Linked DNA regions of Homo sapiens: all the other regions are linked to region 1. A link is a loop called in an ENCODE intact Hi-C map of the cell type or tissue named here. Cell type or tissue: IMR-90. All regions are shown on one strand. Each heading gives the region's core, and the rest is flanking DNA. Links, peaks and the distances in the headings are about the cores only.

Region 1 (7,715 bases), core at 1,677-6,676:
GCCCTGCCCTAGTGGCATCAAAATCCTGCCCAAGCCTGACCACACTGATAAACAAACATATTTGCTATCTGCAGAACTTTTCAAACGTAGCATGGGGAAGTCAACACAGATTCCCAAACCAAAGACACAGAGAACCACCCAAATGTTATATCCTGGCTTATAAAATCCCAAGATTTCCATTTCCATACAGGCATCTGCAAGGTAAAGGAGTTCATGATATTTAAGAACAAGACAAATATTTGCATGGAAAAAGATCCATGGAAGTGGAATTTTTCAATGCTAGAATACAGTTGCAAAATTATCACATTAGTGTATGCTGACATGGAAATGTCACCTCTCAGGACATTTGTTCTTTAAGTTAAAATCCTAGAAACATGAACCTCTACATGGGATAAAACCGTGTAGGGCTATACACATATTCATGAAATCAGGTTTAAAAAATGATGACAACTGAATAAGGTCTGCAATCTAGTTAACAGTAATGTACCAATGTCAATTTCCTGGTTCTGGTATTGCAGGACAGATATATACAATGTCACCATACGGGGAAGTTGGATGAAGATTATACAGAACTCTTTGTACTATGTTTTACAACTTCTGTGAGTTTAAAATTACTTTAAAACAAAAAGCTAAAAAATGCAGATTAGCAAGCTGTACCCCAGAGATGATTCAGAAAATCTTGTAAGGGCTAAGGTATCACCATTATTTCAGCAGAACCCCAGTTAACCTTTCTGCAGAAACATCAGAAGTTGAGAAACAGTGCAAGTGAAATAGACTATTCTCGGCTCTATGACAGGGGCTTCCTCTTTGAAGGATGACTGGTGAGACTGTTTAATGCCTACAAAATTTCCCCCATTTATAAGTAATTATTTATGGTTTAGGAAGATGTGCTTTTGATTTGTTGTGATGCAGTCATTTAGTTATTTCTTTCATACGCTAATGTTTCACTCCAATAAAATAATGAATTTTGAGAACTTCCCATTACTTCCTTGCACTAAAATCAGCTCATTACTTCAAGGACCAGTCCTCGGTGCTCACAACCTTTGGCTTATGCTTCCTTTAGAGCATATGTTTGTCACAGAATTTTCTAAATTCAGATCATATCAAGATGTTCATCTGTTGTCAACTAATGATTTGTCACTCAGAAACTCTGCAAAATAAAATAAAATCTTTATACACTAAAATAAATTTTAGCCCTAGAAAAAGAAGCCCCACTATAACTATAGCTGCACTTCATGCCAATTAAAAAGATTAGACTTTCTATCTTTCCAGAAATATTTACCAAAGTCTTAACATGTGCATGCTACTCCATCAATAGACTATCAGGAAAAGCAGATATTAAACAATTTTACAATATTAATTAGATTATAATACATTTACCCCCTAAAGGAGAAACAAAATTTAAATGGTCGATTGTAGATAGCATAGAGGTCAAACCTAGTCTAGGGGGACAGTCAAGGCTACCTGGAGGAATGGCTAGGTTGGGTATCACCTTGACAAATGGTAAGGTTGGAAGTAAAGAGCTTTCCTGAACGAAACAACAAAGAATTGAGGGTGGAAATGAGTCAACACGGGAATAAGGAGAGTGGAGTGGAAGTCATGGGTGTTCCAAGCACATGCAAGAACACTGAAGCAGGGCCATGTTGAGTTTTCAAGGAAGTTTGAAAAGACCCATGTATTATAGCTGGAGTGTTAAGTATCAGGGGAGAATTAGGGAGAAGTCACATACAGACAGGCTGCATCAGTAGCATATTTTTCTCTATGCAGTGGGTGTCCAGTGACCCAAGGGGTCGGCCTCATGGATTAATACAGCACTGCGTGTCAAATAGATTGGAACAAGAAAGAGAGTGAGGAGAAAGTCATTTCTTAATCTCCTGCATTTAGGTGAGAAGTACTTAAAACCCAGCCTGGCACATTGCTTGAATGAATGTTCTTGTATTTTTAATCGGTGGACTGGCTACAATGGCAAAGGGAGAAGATGGTGACAAAGACCACTGACTCCAGATGCCTTGATGACCCCAATGATAGCTAAAGGAAGAACAGACCACCTAAGCTCTTAGGAAACGGATTGAGAGGAAAAATGATAATTCCATTTTGGACAACATTGGTTTGAAGTAGCAGGTGTCCAAGAGATGTACGAGATCACGGGCAATGTGACAGAAAGAATACTGTCAAAGTCAGCTGCAGACTTCTGCTGAATACGGACCTTCTTGACAGGATCTTTGGTTACATATGGCAAGCTCAGCAAACCAATAAGCTTAGTTGTCATAGGTTTATCAAACTCCACTGTGGGCCAGATACTTTGACAGAAGCTGCTTTGCAATAATGCATAAAATAGATGTGGTAACTGCTTACAAGGTACTTACAGAATATAAACATACAATCAGGTAAGGAAATGTACAGTTCCAAGTTATACTAAGCATACCAAGGAAATGAACAGAAAGAGCCTATCAGAAGTGCCCTCATTCAGGGTAGGAAGGAAATCAGAGAGCCCTCTCTAAGCAAATGATATTTACACTGTGGCCTAAGGGATGAGTAGCAGTCAAAAACTCTATGTGGGCCAGACTCAGCGGCTCACACCTATAATCTCAGCACTTTGGGAGGTCGAGGTGGGCAGATCGTTTGAGTTCAGGAGTTCAAGAACAGCTTTGGCAACATGGTGAATTCCCATCTCTACAAAAAATCCAAAAATTAGCCAGGGCATGGCGGTGTGTGTCTATAGTCCCAGCTACTCAGGAGACTAAGGTGGGAGAATCACTTAGCCCAGGAGGTCGAGGTTCCAGTGAACCATGATCGCACCACTGCACTCCAGCCTGGGTGACAGAGTGAGACCCTGTCGAAAAAAACAAAAATGAAAAAAAAAACCCTGTGAGTTTGTGTGTGTGCACACGTGTGTGCGTATGTGTGTTTAGGCGTTAGGGCTGGACAGGGCTACTGGGCAAAAGAACAGAATGATCCCTAACATAGGAAAGAGCTCAACACATCTGCAGAAATGAAAAAGGGTCTAAGAAGCTCTTGTTCCTAAAAGCTTGCTAGGAATTGTCAAAGGGACAGTAGTGTTTAAATCCCACACAGCCTTGCAGGTAATATTTAATAGTTTGGATTTTATTCTGAGTTCAATGAAAAGCCATTTAAGCATTCTGAGTAGATGAGTACTAATTTAACTTACATTAAAAAAAAAAGAAGTCTTGGCTGCTATGCAGGATGATTTGGGGGAAGAAGTACGAAAGGAGCCAAGGAAGCCAGTGTAGTTATCCCAGGAGAGAAGATGGGGACTTGGAGAAGGAGGACGTGGGTGAACATGGAGGGAAGTGGGCGAATGTGAGAGATATTTCAGGGTTAGAACCAAAAGGACATATAAGGTCTGAGTTGTACTAGTTCCCCAAAATAAAAGCACTTGAAGTATTGTGATGGTGTCAAGATTTACCCTATTAAAACAGTATACTGACAGCCTCATTTATCAGTAATATAATCAAGCAGTTTTGAAATATGGATCTCATATCTTAACATCTGAAAGGTAATCAAAGTCAAGGGACTTAAAAAACAAATGGGACAAAATTGTTCTCTTGTTTTAGAACATAGGAAATTTACAAGCTGAGTTATAAAGGCACCTAAGAGAATGCTATGGAATCACTACAACATAGATAATCTATGTCTTCAAATGCCAATAGGTCTGCAACAAGAAATATGCAAACTCACTGAATTATTTTATCCTACTTAAGAAAATAGTCATTTTTCCTCATTCCTTGCAAGGCAGGTTCTTGCACAGTAAAGATTCTACAAATATTTACATTCCAAGTAGCAAAGCTGTTTGAAATGCTATAAAGTTCTGCCAGCACTTCTATTACAAACCCTTATTTCTTGTTTATAACATGTACATAAAAGGGGGAAAATAAAAATGTACTATGGATTGAAACTTGGCATACAAAGTTTCAACCAGGGAGTGCATTTCTCCTGCAGCAATTTTTCCAAAGAAATGTCCCACTGTGTTTAAGAGATGAGTGCAGGGGAGACTATAAGATAAAAACCATTTACAACACTCGATCCATTTCTGAAATGTTTATACAAATTGGATATGAGAATGAGATCTGTCACCCCTCAATTTCAAAGAAATGTTCTATCTTAAACTGTTCCGTGGCCCCATATTCTCTTGCCAACTATCTTTGCAACAATGATATTCTCCATTGCACTTTTTTCAAGCATAAGAAAGGAAACTGTCCACCAGCATTAAGTGATTAATTATATATGCATGTTAAAAGTATATGCATATGCATGTGTGCATATTAAAAACTACAAGTGAGCACCTTAAAGATGCTCACCTTCATAGAGACAAAGTACCTTGCTAAGATAAGAAGGCTTAAAGGCAGACTGGTGGTGACAACTAAATCAGAGACAGCAGGCAAACATGCACAGCATCAATAAATCCTCCTGCCATCTGAATATATTCCACTACATAAAATTAACATTAGTTTTACTGCTAACAACTTACTAACTGGTGATTGGAAACCAGTCAAAGCTTCTCTGTTTTGTAGTATTGCCACAGTATAGCGATATACAGATCTGACAGTTTGGAAGCAGCAATTATATCTATATACTATTTCAGCATGAACCATATTAAGAGTTAATGAGAACTTCAAGTTGGACACTTAAATTTTGCAGTAAAAACAAAGCTGGAAGATGTGTACTGAATGTGTGAGAAGGAGTTAGGAACTTGTAAAAGAGAAAGATGCATATTTTGCAAGCAGAGAAAAGAGGCTATTAGTTTGTAATAACTGGGCATATATGAAATGTGACAGTGATAAAATTGAACATAAATCAGCAAAGGAAAGGCTACAGCTTGTTGTCCACGGCTAATCTTCTCTCTACTTGAAAGTGCTCAGCACTTTGCTCCTATTAAATGCTTTGTTGCCATTTTAAGGTACACTTGGGCTATCTGGTTGTGTTGTGAAGAATATTTAAAAGTTAGAGTTCTCCTGGAGAAATGAACTTAACATCTTCATGTCTTCGGGCTGACATTAATGACATCCAGACAGTGAGGAGGACATGAGGCTGAATGTTATTGTCTGTGGCGGCCACAGCCTGAATCTATTACCCTGCATATCAATTAGACACTCGGTGTCTCGGTTATCCTACTTTTAGACAGAAGGGCCACTTGCATGCATTCAGCCTTACTATTCATCTTATAAAAGTGTACAGCAATTTGCTATATTTCCCTGGTGGATACTGATCATTTTGGGGGTCCTCAAACCACATGTTTACTCTCAACTAATTTCAAGCAAGTATTCAAAGACCAATAATTCCCAACCCCACTCTTTATTATTTGCAAGCCAACATCCTTCCATTTAGTGAGGCTGAACCCGATCAGATTTCTTTAATGAACATTCACAAGGACCTCTCCCATTGCAACCAGTGACATGCACGTATTAGGCATCTTACAAATGTTGCACAAATTGATATGAATATTAACCTGCAGTCAACTTTCTCCCTAGTCCCATGACCCACAAATGGTTAAAACCATGAACCAAGATGCCAGGTTACTGCAGCCAAAGTCAGGTTACTGTTAGTAAACACATCTAGCAAAGCAAAAGTAACACATTTGACTTGATATTGAGATATAAGCTCTTTCAAAGGCAATTACTCCTCCTTTCAATCTCTGAAGGGCTCTGACTCATTGTTCTGATTAATTCCTGTTTTTAATCTATTTACAGATCAGGATTCTTTTTCAGCTAGTGTGATATTCATCTCTGTGGGGGTAGACAGAAACCACAGCACGTACAGTCTTCCTACTTTTTTTTTTTTTTTTTTAGTTATTCTTGCTTAATCATTTTAAAATTATTTCTGGATTTACCTACTCACCATATGAGCTGGGGTTTCTGACCTCCCTCCTGCACATCACGCCCTCCTTGTCTGTTGCTTTTTCTAGCTCTGTTTCCCTGCATCTTGGGTTGAGGTTAGCAGACTGGCTACCCCTTTCCCAGAGCTCTGTTCCCCTTTCTTTGCCTCTGAAAGGAGGTTTGCTGTCCTTACCGTAGCGGACACCGTTTGTTATTAAATAATACCTCTGGACACATCTCCTTGTTGTAAATCAATAAGCAAATGCAATACAGGGAAAGACATACGGATTGGAGAGTTGTACGGAGCTTTGCACAAGCAGAGCCCAGAAGCTGTTCGTTCATTTCACGCGACCAGAAAAAATTCCTGATGGTGCTATGACCCCGGTGCCCGGTTGGCACTTCCTGGTTTTCTGTTTCTGCTATTCTGTTACCTGCTTGGTTAGCTTTGCAGGCTCCTCAGAGAACACAGAAACAGCTGAAACCAGGGTCCGAGCTCAGGAAACCTGGACTACAGCGCAGCAGGGTAAACCTGACAAATAAACGCGACGGGGAACTCCGTCCCAAGCTGCTGATCTGTGAGTAGAAAGAAAATGCAGCTTAGAAAACTTGATCGCTAATGAAAGAATCGGCCACCCTAGCTTTCTCAGACCTGGGAATCTGGGCCTGGGGGGTGGTTCCAGCAAAGAGGTATCACATTCCCACATTCTGCATCATGCACCTGGAATTGTTCCTCAGCATCCCTAGGAGTCACAACTTTTTTCCCCCAACTTTAACTGGTCAAATCCACTGCGCGAAGGGCAAGCCCAAGGGACCTACCACTCAATTTTCAGCGCTCCAGCTGGGGATGCAGCCTTCCCAACCCGAAACCAATCCTCGCCCCAGAAGGGGAAAAATAATCTCCCCAGAGCAAGTCCGATGAGAGAAGCATCTTTTATTCTCGACCCGTCAGGTGCATTTCCCTGCAAACAAACTTCGGGGCTGAGGAGCCATGAAGCCAGGGCGTAAAGTTTGCCCTGGCAGGTGGCTCATCCCTGTGGCCCGGCCGGCGCCAGGAGTCGGGCATCCCGGACTTACCTGGTCTCTGCAGCTCGCCAGACGCCCGCCCCGACGGCCCACTCGCCGCCGCCGCCGCCGCCGCCGCCGCCGCCACCGCCGCCGCCGCAGTTAGTCCGGGCCCGGGGGGCCGCCGTGCGCGCCCGCGTAAGCCGCCGCCGCCGCAGGCGCAGCACCCTCGTCCGCACGGTTCCCGGCCCAGTCCACGGCGCCAGCCCGCCCGCCGCTGCCACCGCCGCCGCCGCCAAGCGCCAGGCTGCTGTGGCTGCTGCCGGCGCCTAGCGAGCACTGCCCGTGCCTCCGCCACTCCGGCTCCGGCTCCGGCTCCGACGCGGACGCTGGAGGGAGGGGAGACCGGGCGGACTGGAGGGAGGGAGGGGCGGGGAGCGCGGCGGAGCAGCCAACTGGGTCCCGAGCCTCGCGTCTGCGGCGCCCCCAGCGCCTCTGCGCCGGCCGGACCCCGCGCGGCCCTGCGCTCGGCCGCGTGCACCCACGTGTGTCCGGCCTCCGCAGGGCCCTGGGCGGCGGCGCGGGCTGGGCGGCGGTCACCGTGTCACCTCCGGGTGGCCTCGTGCCACGCAGTTAGGGCCCTCGGAACACGGGGTTAAGGCAGGAATTCCACTTCTAGAAAAGCCTCCTGCAGCTGCGCTCCCACAAGTGCGCAAAGATTGCCAATTTTAATATTAAAGCGGATAATTATTAAGGGCTCACTAGGTAGCAGGTCGTGGACTGCGCTAAATCAATTAGTTCATGCAGTCCCCAGAGCAACCTGGATCTATTATTATTCCCGGATTTAGTGATGAGGAAATTGGTTTGCTTAAAGTTTCA
Region 2 (7,715 bases), core at 982-5,981, 180 kb before region 1:
GTTATGTGAGCCAGCAAACTCCCAATTTTTTGTCAATACGGTTTGACTTCTGTTACTTTGTTTGCAATCAAGAGGCTCTATGCTTCCCTTCAAACTTAAAGTTCTTCTGAAACATCAAGATTCCAGCAATTATGAACACCCTTGAAATAAACTGGAGAACACAATTTAAACCCACAGCAGACCACATGATGGCAATCCTATTTTTTAATCAAGCTCCAAGTCTGCAGTCTCCAGATGGTTCACGAATTTCAAGTGGCCAGATCCTGAAGATGGGAGATATCTGTTTTATTGGGCTGAGGGTTTGTGATCAAAACTGACAACTCTTTGGGTGGAAAGGACTGTAATTTGTATGTCACAGAACAAATAAAGTCCAGCATGTTTTCCTTTGAATAAGTTTTACTGTAATGAGAAGCAGACTTCTCAGTTTCACTTCTGGTCAGAAAGATCCACTCTAACTTGTTTATCTCCCAATAATTCTCATCCTCTCAATAACAAAATACGTGTTTCTCTGAGAACAGTGATTTATTCATTAATAATGCCCTCTTTGTTCCTGCAAGTGGCCAAGTTTGCAATAGAGAGCACGATAGGAAAATCAAACCAGCACCCCAGGCTCATACTGGGGAGATAATAAAATTATTTTCATATGTGCTGAAGTTCATTTTTACTCTGGGTCACTATCTTGGTAAGGTTCTGAATTTCTAGTAATATTTCAATTTATACCAATATAGCATAAAATTTGCAATTCCAACGCCCCAATGTAAATGATGTGGATATACACACATATCATTTCTATGTGTATAAATATATATATATATATATAAAATACATATATAAAGAGGCTTATTGGCACATACTAATAAGCTTGTGTGTGTGTGTGTGTGACAGAGAGAGAGAGAGAGAGAGAGAAAGAGAGGCAGACAAACAGCAAAGATCCAGTTTGACATGGCATAAAACTAAAAACCAAATGATAATGGTGTAATGACAAAGCATTGTTTAGCACCGTTAGGTGACTGAAGCAAATGTGATCTCTCTTGTCTTTATAAACCAAAAAGTCAATGAGTCGATTGTTTAGAAACCTCTCTGGATGGACTATTTTTTGTAGTGTTCCTCATATTCCAACTCAGCAGACAAAATCTAATGCTCAGGTTATCAAGTTTCTCAGAGTAATTTACAGATGCAATAACAGTACATGCGCTGCAGGCCTTGCCCTGAACCTTAATAAATATGAAAAGCAGAAACAGAGCATGACTTACCTCCAGAGTGTGGTGGGGGGCCGCAGAGCAGCACAACTCCCTGGCCTTCACGCACAGACACTGTACTCCTCATTTTGGTTTTAAAATTTTCAAGATCTGATTTGAAAACAAAACAAAACTGAATTTTAGAAAGACCAATTAAATCACAAATTTTACACCAAGACCTTCCTTTCTTTTAGAAAACAATTTTAGTTTTTGCTTTTTTCTTTAAAAATTTTTATTTTTATTTACTTAGAATTTCACCCTTTATTTTAGATTCAGGAGGTACACGTACAGGTTTGTTATGTGGTTATACTGTGTAATGCTGAGGTTTGGGGTTTGGTTGATCTCATCACCCAGGTAGTGAGTACAGAACCCAACAGGTAGGTAGTTTTCTAATCCTTACCCCTCTCCCTTCCTCCCCACTGTAGTCGTCCCCAGGGTCCACTTTTGTCATCTTTATGGTCATAAGTACCTAACATTTATCTTCTGCTTATAAGTGAGAACATACAGTATTTGGTTTTCTGTTCCTGCATGGAAAACAATTTTAAAATCTCTTTCCCAGAACCTAGAGAGAAAACCATTTGCTTTGAGGTAGAAAAGCTGGATTCTGATTTCTTTATTAAAGCTTCTAGAAATTCAGCAATACAATATAAATATATACCCACTGATCCCATGTTGCTGAAATAGTGTCTAAAATGGCATGAACTATCCAAAGACAAAGCGTGTATCAGAATGAACTAACCAGACAATATAATTCAAAAAAGGAAATGAAATATCCTAAATCAAAAATAAACATAAATATGACTTTCACATTCACCAGTGATTCACCATATCATGAATACTTTTAGCTTCAACTTGTAATAATGACCAACTATTCATGAATTTCCCTCCTAAAACATTTTATCATAGCCTAAATAGATTTTATTCTACCTATAATTATTTTTATTTACAAAAATATTTGATAATATTCAGTTTCTGAGTATAAGTCCTATTTTTCCCATATTCTGAAGGGCTTTGTGGAAGATATATTGTCACTGAAAATTACCAAGTACATAGAATTCAAAGGATAACAGTAATTTAAATCAGCATATTCCCTTTTATTTATAGCGGCTAAAAATAATTATTTTTATAAGCATCCAAAGATTTTTTCAAGTGTTTAAAAAAGTTAAAAAAATAGCAATCAAGTGCAAATACTATTTTGATTACCAACGGTTATTTTTAGAGAACATTTAATTTCTTCCAATGACAATCCAGTACAGCAAATACTGATTCATTCTTTCCAAGTTAAATTAAAGGAGAGAGAAAATTCCGTTGACTTCATTTTTAAAAATGCTTTAGTTCATAGGGAAAGAGGAAGAAAGATCTGTTTCTTTAAACTCTGACTTATAAAAAATGCCTGTGAAGAATTACACCGTTAATATACTCTATGGTGTCACTTTCTGTATCAGAACAATTGTACTGTCAATTTCTGAAAGAATATACTCACTTCATAGCTCTTAAGGGCTGATATAAATTACCTAAGTGGTGTCTATACACAGTGAAGCAGTATATGTATTTTAGAATACAACTTGGATATTTTCAACTTTTCTTTGAAAAATATAAAAAGCAAAATAATTATCTTCAAATTGATAAAACCAGAACCTGTAGACACTTAGGGATACTCTAAGGATCATATAGCAGTATATCAGAGAGAAATAAGAGGGCCTATGTGCCTCACGTTATTGTTACTGAAAAATAGTATTAAATTGCTAGGTTATAAATATGGAGTAAAGTGATTCAGCAAAACTCTCTTGTGTGTGCCCAGAAAAGAAGAAAAAACAGTTGATGGACTTATTTTAACCACACGCTATCCAACAGAAATGATACAATAACATAGCGTTGTATCACCTTAAATCTAACTAAAATGCAACATTCTCAAAACATTAAGTCTCTTGGAATGTAACTAACTGAGTTAGAACTGCAAAACTAGACCATCCAAATGTTTCCCAATGGCTAAATGAGGCAGTACCTCATATCAGAATGTAGCTTATACATGGAATTTCCAAAGATTATTTCTTGATGATCAAGTATGTGTCATCATTGCTGCCTTCCTGTCTAATTCCTTGTTATCTTCTGCCATACAATTTCACAGTGTGGATGTTTTCTATCACTGATTTTAGCTAGAATATGCAAAAATGTATAGAATAGTTCTACGGAAACCAGTAATGTCTCCTCCAAAGGTAAAATCTCTTTTGCCTAAGCACAAATATAGCTGGCACAGATCTGCCCATTGGTCTAGAGACAAGCATGGCTACTCTTTCTGCAGTGCACGAGTGCAAGGAATATTGTTCTGGATATCTGATATGGCCGGTTCATGGACGTAGCATCAGGAAGCAAAGAAAAATAACTTAATTGTAATGGCACATTGTAAGTGGCACTTTGCTGAAAAGGTGGTAAGTACACAGAGGACTGCATAGTTAATCTACAGGTGTAACCAAGGCTTTAACAAGCAGAACCTGGCCAAGTAGACGGACAGTAGTAGTAGCAGTCAGAGGGCCAGGGTGGGCATTTTTCTGAGGCAGATGGAGCAACATAGATGCATAAGAACATACATGTTACAGTCAAGGTATAGCGAGACTTTTCTCCTTTTTTGCAACACTAGGAACTATGAGAAAAGAGTAGTGTCAATGTCTAAAAAGCTTCAGATCATTAAAATATCTAGTGGAAGATTATATGTGCCACCCAAATGTAAGTCAAGCTATATATAGTCCAATTTTGGACTTTAAAAACAAACTAAGATGATAAAGAACACCTACAAGTAACTACAGCTATCATCATATTTAATGGTGAAAGACCGAGTGCTTTCCCCCTCCCCAACATCAGAAATTCGAGGGAGTTAAGCAGGTCACAGGATACAATTTCTACATACTAATAATAAACATGCAAAAATTGAAATTAAAAACTCAAAACTACTCACAATTGTTCCAAATAAAATAAAATACCCAGGTAAATTACACATAACAAAACATGCAGAAGATCTGTATAATGAAAATTACAGAATGCTAATGAAAAAGAAAAAAAATGCAGAGGCATAAATAAATGGAGACACATACTATGTACATGGATTGTTAGATTCAACATAATTGCTGTTCTTCCCAAATTAATACACTGTCATATGCTGTAGAACAATGTTTCGGTAAATGCTGGACCACATATATGGCCAGACCATATTTACAACAGTGATATCATAGGCATCATGACATAGTAGTGAAATATATTACTCCTGAGTTTGTGGTGATTGTGTAAAAAACCTACTATGCTGCCAGTCATATAAAAGTTTTGCATATAAAATTATGTATAGCATATAATGCTTGAGAATGATACTAAATAACTGTTACGGGTTTATGTATTTACTATGCTATAATTTTATTGTTATTTTAGAATATATTACTTCTATAAATTGAAAAAAAAAAGGTTAACCATAAAACAGCCTGAGGTAGGTCCTTCAGGAGTTTTTCAGAAGGAGGCATTGTCATTATAACAGATGACAGTTCCATGCATGTTATTGCCCCTGAAGATCTTCCAGTGGCATAAGATGTGGAGGTGGAAGACAGTGATACTGATGATCCTGACCCTGTGTAGGCCTAGGTTAACGTGTGTTTTTAAATGCTTTTGGCAAAAACACTTAAAAAGAAAACAAAATAAAAAAGCTTATTGAATAAGTGTACAAGAAAATAGTTTAGTAAAGCTCCACAATGTGTGTTTTAAGCTAAGTGTTATTATGGGTCAAAATTCATAAAACATTAAAAGTTTATAAATACAAATATTATAGTAAGCCAAGATTAATTTATCACTGAAACATATTTTTATAAATTCAGTGTAGCCTAAGTGTACAGTGTTTATGAAGTCTACAGTAATGTACAGTAACGTCCTAGGCCTTCACATTCACTCACCGCTCACTCACCAGTTCACCCACAACAGCCTCCAGTCCCGCAAGCTCCATTCATGGTAAGTGTTCAGTATAGATATACCGTTTCCTATCTTTTATATTGTACTGTACATTTTCTATGCTTAGATATTTTCAGAAACACAAATACTCACCATTGTGTCACAATTGCCTACAGTATTAAGTAAAGTGATCTGCTGTACAGGTTTATAGCCTAGCAGCAATAGGCTATACTATACAGCCTAGGTGTGTAGTAGGTTATACCATCTGGGTATAATAAGTACATACTATGATGTTTGATGAAATCACCTAATGATGCATTTCTCAGAACATATCCCTGTCATTAAGTGACACATGAGTGTATAATTTTAATATAATTCTGATCGAAATATCAGCATGGTTTTGGGTTTGTTCTTTTTTTTTTGTAGATAAAGACAAGCTTATTCTAAAATTTATATGTAAAGGCACAGGACTTAGAATGTGTAAAACTATCTAGACTAAAAACAAAGCAGGAAGAATCACTCTACCTAACATTGAGGCTTATAATATAGCTACAATGATCAAGACCATGTGGTAGTGGCACAGGGAGAGACACATAGATCCATACAGCAAAACAGAGAACACAGAAATAGACTCACAAAAATGGGCTCAGCTGATTTTTGAAAAAATGCAATTCAATGGAAGGAGAGAAAAAAAAAAATCGACCTAAACTTTACTCAGTTTAAAAATCAACTCAAACTAGACCACAAACGTAAATGTAAAACATAAAACTATAGAACTTTTATTTAAAAAATATTGGAAACCATCTTTGTGATGTAAGGATAGGCAAAGAGCTTTTAGACTTGACACCAATTGAATGGTCTTTAAAAGGAAGGACCAATAAACCAGACTGCATCAACATTTAAAACTTCTGCTCCATGAAAGCTCAAGCAAAGAGGATGTAAAGAAAAGCTACAGACTGGGAGGATATACTTGAAAACCACTTATCCACTAAAGAAAGAGTATCTAGAATAAGTAAGACTGCCCAAAATTCAATAGTATAAAACATACGATTCCATTAGAAAATGGGAAGAAGACACAAACAGTTCACTGAAGAGGAAAAACAGATGGAAAATAAGGACCTGAAAAGATGTTCAACATCATTAGACATCGGGGAAATGCAAATTAAAACTACAATGAGCTGTCACTCCACACCTACCAAAATACCTAAAAACAAAAAACAAAACAGTGACAGCACTAAATCTTGGAGAGGATGTAAGGAGGCTGGATGATTCAGACATTGTCTTCTTAAGTGTAAAATGTCAAAGCCAATATGGAAAACATGTTTTTTAGTTTCCTGTAAAACGAACCACACGTAACTACCATATGACCAGCAATTGCACTTTTGGGCATTTATCCTAGAGAAATGAAAACACTTGTTCATACAAAAATCTGTACATAAAAGTTCGCAGAGTTTTATGTCTAACAGCCCTAAACTGGAAACAACCCAAGTTCCTTCAATGTGTGAATGGCTAAATGCACAGTGCTACATCCATACCATGGAATGCTACCCTGCAACTCAAAGCAATGAAATCTTTATACACCCAACCCCTTTGGTAAATCTTCAGGAAATTATGCTGACTGAAATATGCCAATTCCAAAAGGTTACTTACTATATGATTCCATTTATGTAAAACTTTAAAAAATTCAAATTTAGAAATAGGGTTTAGTGCTGGGCATGGTGTTTTACAACTGTAATCCCAGCAACTCCAGAGGCTGAGGTAGGAGGGTTGCTTGAGACCAGGAGTTAGAGACCAGCCTGGGCAATAGTGAGACCCCATCTCTTAAAAAATTAAAATAAAAACAAAATGGGAGTAAACTAGTGGTTGCCAATGTTTAGGGAAAGTGGAGGGAGATAGGGGAGTGTCGTTATCAAAGGGTACTATGAGGGATCCTTGTGGGACCTGAACTGTCCTCTTTCTTGACTGTGTTGGTCAACACATGTACATCCATGTGATAAAATTAGAACTAAATACACATACACAATGAGTATGTATAAACCAGGGAAATATGAATTAAAAAATAATAAGCAAGCAAGCAAAGATAAAGTCCAGTTCCTCATATTTCCTTATTTCCTTTTATTTTCTCTTCCCCCACGTTACCTACAGGATAGAAGTGGCTTGCTGACCCCGCTTCTGGCCATCAGCTGTGTGTGCTACTCTACCAGAGCCCATAGCTCCAGCCACAACATGGGGCCAGTATCTCCGAAGTCAACATCAAAGAAAGGTGTGCAGAGCCCTTAGGGAAGAACACTCCTTCTTGTGACTAGCTTTTTGTAAAAATTCACATGGACCATTTCTGGTGTATAAAAGTCTTCACTTTGATACACGTCTGTTAATTTTCTATATTGGGCCAGGTTTTCTATTGCCTATCCAAGCTCTGCACTTCAGGTTGATCTTCCCATGCAGTAGCAAGGAAAACTCCAGGAAACCATCAATGCATATGGAGAAAAGAAACTGGGGTCACTCTGACTTTTTTTCTGATATTCTGTGCTCAATCTTTTTCCCCTTCCTACA
Region 3 (7,715 bases), core at 982-5,981, 340 kb before region 1:
AAGTTAAAAATAAGAGTTGAAAAAAACATGCATAATCACTGCATTTCATGAAAGCACTTTTTTTGGTAACCAAATAACTTTCCAATAAATAATAAAAAGGAGTTAATATCACCACAGGACATATACAATTAAGAACAGTACTATAGGCATATAACTTGACATAGGGTGGACATTCGAGATGGCTGAAGTGGATCCTCTTGCATCCATACCTGTCAAAGTTGATGAAGAGCTCATTAATAAGGATTGTACCAATATGTAATCAGGGTGCTAGAGACTGGATATTTGTGGTGTTCCCCCCAAATTCTTTGTTGAAATCCTAACCCTCAATGTCAGAGTATTAGGAGGTGAGGGACTTCGAGAGGTGACACTGAATCTGCCAGCAATTTGACCTTGGGCTTCTCAGACTCCCCTCCAAAACTGTGAGAATTAAGTTTCTGTTGTTTATAAGCCACCTGTCTAGGTAGTTTTGTTAGAGAAGCCAAAAAGGACTAAGACACAGAGCAAAGGCAATACCTCTCCTATCAAAACCAAATCACTACGTGAACCTATCCTGGAACCACCACAAGTTGTTATTAGCCTTCATTTTATTTATCAATGCAGCATATACTAGTTGCCAAGAGTATCTATAAAAACAGTAATGTGTTTAAGTTTTCTTAAATGATACCAGGCTTTGTTCATCTACTATTATTTAACTTTAATTGAAATGGGAAAAACAACTTAATCATTTTGAAAACAATTATACTTGATTACAAACAACTTTGAGATAATTCAATGGTTTAATTAAGAATGCTTCATTGGGTAAGGGTTTGAAGGGTCTGTGCTTGTTTCTATTTTATGCATTTCCAGATAAATTATTACACATAATATAAAACATAATCTTTTTAAAAGGCAATAAATAAAAGCTTCGTTTTCATAGAGATGGCCCTGTGTGGTCACTTGCAAGCTCAGCAAGACAGCAGATGTCAGATGAAAAGGCTACTCTTGACTCAGCAGCCCTAAAATGCTAAAATAACATCTGTCCCTGCAAAAGCCTAGAACATATTTCTTTTAAAATTGCCACTTTGCCCATATTGTAATGTTAACTCCATGCCTTGCACCATTCAGGGAACAAGAAGCACATATTCATTATTTCAAAACCTAAATTAACAACAATAATAAACTAAATTTAATTTCTACTTTTGCTCTATTGAAGTGCATACAGTTTTAGAGAGTTCTGTAGTCCAAGATGGGTTCTGCAGACTTTTACTTTGCAGAACTTAGTTCTGCAATAAGTAGTTCCTGTTTTCTTAGTGTAGCTTTGTTTGTTTTAGTCTAAGTATGGCAGCCTTTATGGTTTTACAGAAAGACAGAATTTCTCTAAGTTTTCTATTTCCGTTTCTCTTCAGTTACTAATGTCTGCCATTTTGTTTTCCAAGATTAAAGACAAAAGTTTCAGTCCTGATTACCCATGCTAAATGAATGGAAACAGGGAACAAAGTCATGTCACTAAGAACTATAGAATAGCATATGAAGTCAAAATGGACTCTACAATAGTTAAACTGAGGCCAGAAAACTCCAGACCTGGGATTTAAGAGTGAGGATAAAATTTATTCTAGCATTGGCAGTTGATAAAATACGCAAACCAAAGTCTGTTTCCAACTCTAAACATATAATTTCTATAGTAAAATAGGTTTTACTTGGATTTGGAGAGGAAAAATTCGTATGAACCTCCTTGGAAACTAGGAGAAGAATTTTTAAGGAGTCTTTTAGTTTGGCACAGGTAAGTGGTTTAGGACTTTGACAATGTTAATCATTCTATTTAAAGAATTGATAAGATTTATCTATAATTTGTAGGAGGCAAATAACTAGACTATTAAAGATCTAAAAGAAATGATTAGGGAATTCTGCTTTTATAGGAGATCCAAAGGCAAATTTAAGTAAAACTCAGAATAAGGAAAAAAAATCAAATTAATGAAGTTTTGCTAAATATTTTTTGACATCTTTTCTTCACACCCTCATACTTTTCTCCCTATTTTGCACCACTCTTGAGGGGTTCCTCTTGCCCACGTCTCACCTGCCAAAACCTTACCGGCATTTGGATGTAAGCCTTGCTGGAAAGAAAGAATGGACAGAGGGATACTGATTGACTCACTATGGCGGATAGTAACACTGATGTCAATAAAGTAAATAATGGCTTCAACCAACTTACTGGTTATTCGTGGAATCCTGATCTGTTCACTACTGGTCCCATCCCCTCCATCTGTTGTGGCCTTGACTTCAATAATGTAGTCCTCTTTAATGGGCAGCACAAGTTCAGCTGAAGTTTTATTTGTGTTCAGTACTTGTACGTTATTTTGACTGCTAGTCCTATAGAAAACCTAAAATGCATGAACAAATACACTTACTTGTTATATTGCCCATTTTTGTTTTCTTCATAGAATTTGTCTCTCTGAAATTAACTAATTTTGTCCTTCTATATCCACTAGAATGTAAGTTTCATTCATGACTCTAATTGTAAGTCTTAGATTAGAGGTTAGCACATGGCAGAATCATCAGGTTCTCAAAATCAGGGAGGCTTGGGAAGAGTGAACTTCTCCCGTGGAAAAGCCCAGCTGGGCTGCGTATTTATGAGGCTGGAGAGATAAGGCAGGGCCATAGTGTATGGACCTTGAATGCCTGGCCATGGAATCAGAGCCAATAGTTTTATTTATTTATTTTTAAGTAGTATATAGGTCAGCATCAATAGTAGCAAACTAACACACAATTTGGAGACATTGTGTCCAAAATTCCCACTTGAGCAGAATTCTTTCACTTGAAACCATATTTAAGAAGCTATTTTGAAAAATTACCCATTTTATGGAAAGCTTGGTATCTTTGTCAAAATTAGATTACAGAAACCATATCAATATATAGAAAAATTCACTTATACCTAGCTTCTCTTGAAAAGTACTGCCAAAATTACGAAAATGAAGCATTGCAAATGAGAAAACTTACTTTATATCCTGTTACTTCTGACTCATTCTCCATGGCTTTAACTTGCTCCCAATTAAGTAACACTTTAGTGTCTGTGGCATTCCAAACAACATTTCCTGGTGGCTGACTGGGAGCTTGAAATGCAAAATGAGAAATTTTAAAACAGATCGAAGTACAAGTGATATTTTACACGGAGGAGATGGCGGCTATCATAGGAAGCTAGTGGAAGTAGAACGGGATGCCTTTGGTAATGCTTGGTGTAATAGATGAAATCAGAAAAAAATAACAGAGTATATAAATTTCCTTTTTTTAGAAAGGCATTTCATTCATACACCAAACCCCCGTGACACGTAATTTATTCATGTAACAAACCTGCACATGTACCCCGAATCTAAAATAAAAGTCCCAAAAAAGGCATTTCAATTAATGTGTAAGATAATTCATTTTATCATGCTCATCATACACTTTAGAGCATTTCACACTTACTGTGTCTCGTTGAAAACACGTCGATGGGGGGGATAAGGAAATTCCTCTATCTACCACTAGAGGGCTGCTTGTTCCTAAACCAAGAAAGGAAGGCGGCGGGACTTATTTTGACGCATACAGAGGCTGGAAGAAATTGCCAAATGGACAGATTAAAGTTCTGTGAAATGAAGTGTATATGATTTTGGAGCCAGCCTTGTATGATAAGATGGGCAAAATGTGAGGCAATCAAAAATAAGAATTACTTAGATTTATTCCCATGGAGTAATAGCTATACACATGAAAAATTGCAAGAGAGTCTATATTTTAAAAGTCTTCGTTTTCCAGGCTTAAATCAATTTTTGAGAAAAATAAGGCAAAACGCTAAAAAGTTAATGAGGATTCCATTAGAGGATTAATGAAACTCTCTGCGGTTTCTAAACTTAGATTCATAATTTAGTTCCTTTTCGTGAACGCTGGACTGTAAACTAATGCTAAGGGGTGAGGGTGTTGAGGGATGGCCGATAGTATTTGTCAATAGCAACACAGATAGGGCACTGGAAAAATCAGTTTCTTGTCAATAACAACAACAAACATAATATTATTCATTCAACAACAGCATCACAATTGCCCTCAGTGTTATATTTGTAGATTTAACCACAGAATGTGATTTGGCTAACTGAATTTGTAATGGAAAAATGATATAAAACATTAGCTATCCAGAGAAATTTCTAAACATCATTGACTCATGCCATAGGGGAAATACAGCTGAACTTACAGATAGGAAGAACTCAAATACATTTATGAGTCTAATGACACCAAACGAGATTGTATTCCCTGTGGATTTCTTTTGCTTTTTGTCTCTTTTAACACTATTCTATGTTGCCTTTAAAATTCTGTGATGTGAGTATTCACAATGAGTTTAGGTCAGCTAAGATTGTCTGAGCTGCTGTGCTCTGCTAATAACAACAAAAAAATTATAGCAGCTGCTTAGGGTTGAAATACTAATGACCATGTTCTGGTTACTCAAATAATATGAATGTACAATTTTTAGGACAATTTCCCAAAGCCAGTGATACCCTGTGGCCTGACAGCACTATAAAAGGACAGGTTTGGTTTGATGCAGCTGAGCTATACTACAGCATGGTTTGTTCTAACAAAAGGTGTGTGTTTGGAGGTTACAAAAAGTTTGAGTAATTTTGGTTAAATCACCTATACCAACATCAGCCTTCAGGGAGAAATGACTGCAAATAGAACACTGGGGTTTATCTTGTATGAGTCACAACATACGTGGGCTGAATGAGTTCAGCCTGAAATGAATACTTTTTGAAATGACAAAAAGAAAAAAAAAAAACAAAAAAAAAGGAAAACAAAAAAGAAATAATAGGGTCTAACTTTGTTCTTTTTGAATCATATTACTGTTTTCTAAACGTCAGTCATGTATCATTTTTGTCATGTTTTGCTATTTAAAAAAATAACTTGGTTTAAGAAAAATTAAACATCTATTTTACCTTCATCTCAATAATATTCACACAATAATTAGCTTGATGTGCTAGTTACATTTTTGGGCACTCTCTAAAATAAATGAATTTAATGCCTTATATAAACATTCTAAATTTTTATAATGTTCGCGAACTACCTTAAGATCATCTCTTACCACCACTGGTAAGAATGACAATATTTGGGAAATTTTGGACCAGAGAAACTTTCACCCATGTTCAAAATGCTATTATTAGTAACTAATACTTAGTACACGTCTATAATATGTTAGGGATTACAGAATGTGCTTTAATATAATTTACTTAATCCTCATTATATTGCATTGTAATAAAGCCCATTTCTGTACATACATAATCTGGACCCAGAGAGTTAAAATTTAAAAAGATTGTATAAGCATGTTCATGACAGCATTATTCAAAAGATGGGTGGATGAACAAAATGGGGCATTTACCTATAATGAAATATTATTCAGCCTTAAAAACATAAAATTTGGACACATGCTATAACATGGATGAACCTTGTGGACATTATGCTAAGTGAAATAAGCCAGACACCCAAAGACAAATACTTTATAATTCTACTTATTTGAGATATTCAGAATAGTCAAAAATTCACAGAGACAGAAAATAAAATGCTGGTTGCCAGAGGCTGGTGGAAGGGGAAATGGAGAATTGCTTAATGAGTACAAAGTTCCAGTTCTGCAAGATGAAAAGGGTTCTAGAGATCTATTGCACAGAAATGTAAAAGACTTAACACTACAGAACTGTATGTTTTTAAATGTTTAGTATGTTAAATTTTATGTTATGTGTACTTTACTACAATGAAAGGTTTAAAAAAGCTTGCTAAGATACATGACTAGTGAGAAGTATTATGTGGATTCAAACCAGCTCTGTTTAAGTCCTCTGCACCTTGAGAGGATTATGCTTCTCTGCCTAGCTCTCACTGATGTTGGCGTTGGCTATGGGACTTGTGGTTCCCTGCCTGTAAATAGGCATAATTCTCCTTCTCATTGGCATCCCATAGATATGGGACTTCACCATAGGACTTGCCTCAACCAATGGAATGTGGGCCAAAGGGAAATAGGCCACCCCCAAGTGGCAGCCATAAAAGTCATTGAAGAGTATGGTTTGCTTTCCTCTCTTTTCTCTTTGCCATGAGATTGCCAAGTCCCAGAGATTGGCTGCTCCATTATTCTGGGTTCAGGAGTGGAGACAGAATGGGAGACAGAATGGATCAGATCTGAATCTCACTCATGATGAACATATAGTATGAGTTGAAGAAAAAAAAGTATAGTTTTAGGCCACTGAGGTTTGGGGATTTGAGGTGCCTCAGCCTGGACTAGCCTAATCTGACATAGCTATTAACCAGTAGTTTAGATAGCTCTGAAGCAACACAATGAACTTTTGTAAAAGTATGGAGTCAAGTAGTGAATTAGGAATGAGCAGGGGATAGTTGATAGTGTAACTTCTAGGACTTCTAATTTTACTTTTTGTATTTGAACCTGTGTGGAAGTGCAACCCAGAATAGGATGATTGAGTTCCAAAATTTACTGGACCTAAACTGGTAAGTAGTCTACATTTTGAAATTTTTTGGAAATCGTTTGTCAACGTTCATATCCTATAGGTTTTTCCTGTCAACCTCTACTGTTGGCAGAATGCTAAATTAGAAAAAACTGGTAAAAAACTAATCCTAGTAAAATGATGACATATCACTAGATTTATATCACAACACTAATTGACAGGATACACATAATCATTTCAGTAATTTTAAGTGTTACATAAAGAAATAACTTTCTCTCGAGAGGTTTTTATTATTGTTGTTCCTTAAGCATCCATCATGATCCTCTGTGCACTTGATTTTCAGACTCCTCAACATCAGCTTCATAGATTTTACTTACTCTGCAGATACTTGCCTGAAAACAAGTGATTACTATCATATAACCATGATTAGATGAAACTGGGAAGGTGGGAATATAAGACATGTCTATCCACAGGAAAATGGCTAAATAAATTGTGGCGTTCATCACAATGGAATATCATCCACGGGCAGTTACGATACAGTATACAGGTAACAAAATACACAGCATAACCTCCACTGTATAAGAGAAACTTTTCATAGAACAGAAGTCTGGAAGGAAAGACAAATGATATTAATTATGGTATTTCTGAGTGATAGGATTATGAGTGAATTTTATTTTTTCTCTATAGACTTTTTCCCCCAAATTTTCTAAAATAAATGTTTTCCTTTATATAATACAAAGTAGAGGTTGTTAAAGAATATTATTGCCTGGAGCTTTCAATGGTGATGTCTCATAGTGGTAACAGTGAAGCTGGCATTTACTTTCAAAATATGAAATTTTAAGAACATATGTTTGCTGTGATTAATTATACAAAACTCAGTATGTTTCTCAACTCTTTTTCTTGGCCATCTGATGGTAATGAGATGACTTACCTGATAAAAAGTTGTTATAACTAGTAGCTAGAAGTTACGCTTTGCACTTGGACTTCACTTAAGATAATTATTAACATTTGTAACTAAGCTGCTTAAACATGTGGTATTGTGCAACGATCATGTAATCAAAAACAAAAGCCAATTATGCACCCCCCCAATAGTAAGATACGGTTGTTTTGGAATCACTGAAAACTATTATAAATGGATCTAATTTCTTATCAAAGGAAATTGACACAATGTTTTAAAACACAACAAAATCATCTACTTTTTAACTCGTCTGAAACCCAACCTAGAACGCCAGGGAAGGTCTTTCTTTGATTTTTGGTTTTCGACGTCTAGGAATTTCCTTG

Evidence for each region. Peaks named below come from ENCODE experiments on the same cell type or tissue, not always from the same donor. Only the 100,000 strongest peaks of a DNase experiment are listed, where the experiment ranks them.
Region 2: a loop joins it to region 1, with 2.1 times the contacts of the local background. A loop is called at or near these places in 3 of 110 quality-filtered maps.
Region 3: it touches region 1 in a loop (3-fold over the local background); 6 of 110 quality-filtered maps call a loop at or near these places.

The regions. Positions count from the first base shown.
Region 1 is chr3:74,607,483-74,615,197 of GRCh38, forward strand. It overlaps CNTN3 (contactin 3), which reads right to left and starts at 7,177. Exons shown (of 23, transcript NM_020872.3): 1 at 6,909-7,177. It overlaps LOC105377166 (a long non-coding RNA gene), which reads left to right and starts at 6,321. Exons shown (of 3, transcript XR_007096257.1): 1 at 6,321-6,409. In IMR-90, for the core only: no CTCF peak of the experiment used is centred there; a DNase peak (open chromatin) is centred at 3,799; H3K4me3 peaks cover 1,090 bases; H3K27ac peaks cover 222 bases.
Region 2 is chr3:74,423,592-74,431,306 of GRCh38, forward strand. CNTN3 (contactin 3) reads right to left here. Exons shown (of 23, transcript NM_020872.3): 5 at 1,254-1,349. Among named protein-coding and RNA genes, the nearest start is that of CNTN3, 190 kb to the right of the region's middle. In IMR-90, for the core only: no CTCF peak of the experiment used is centred there; a DNase peak (open chromatin) is centred at 3,180.
Region 3 is chr3:74,264,293-74,272,007 of GRCh38, forward strand. CNTN3 (contactin 3) reads right to left here. Exons shown (of 23, transcript NM_020872.3): 21 at 2,974-3,086; 22 at 2,189-2,357; 23 at 1-209. The coding sequence ends at 109. Among named protein-coding and RNA genes, the nearest start is that of LINC02047, 270 kb to the left of the region's middle. In IMR-90, for the core only: a CTCF peak has its summit at 3,501 (motif pointing right); DNase peaks (open chromatin) are centred at 3,519 and 4,689.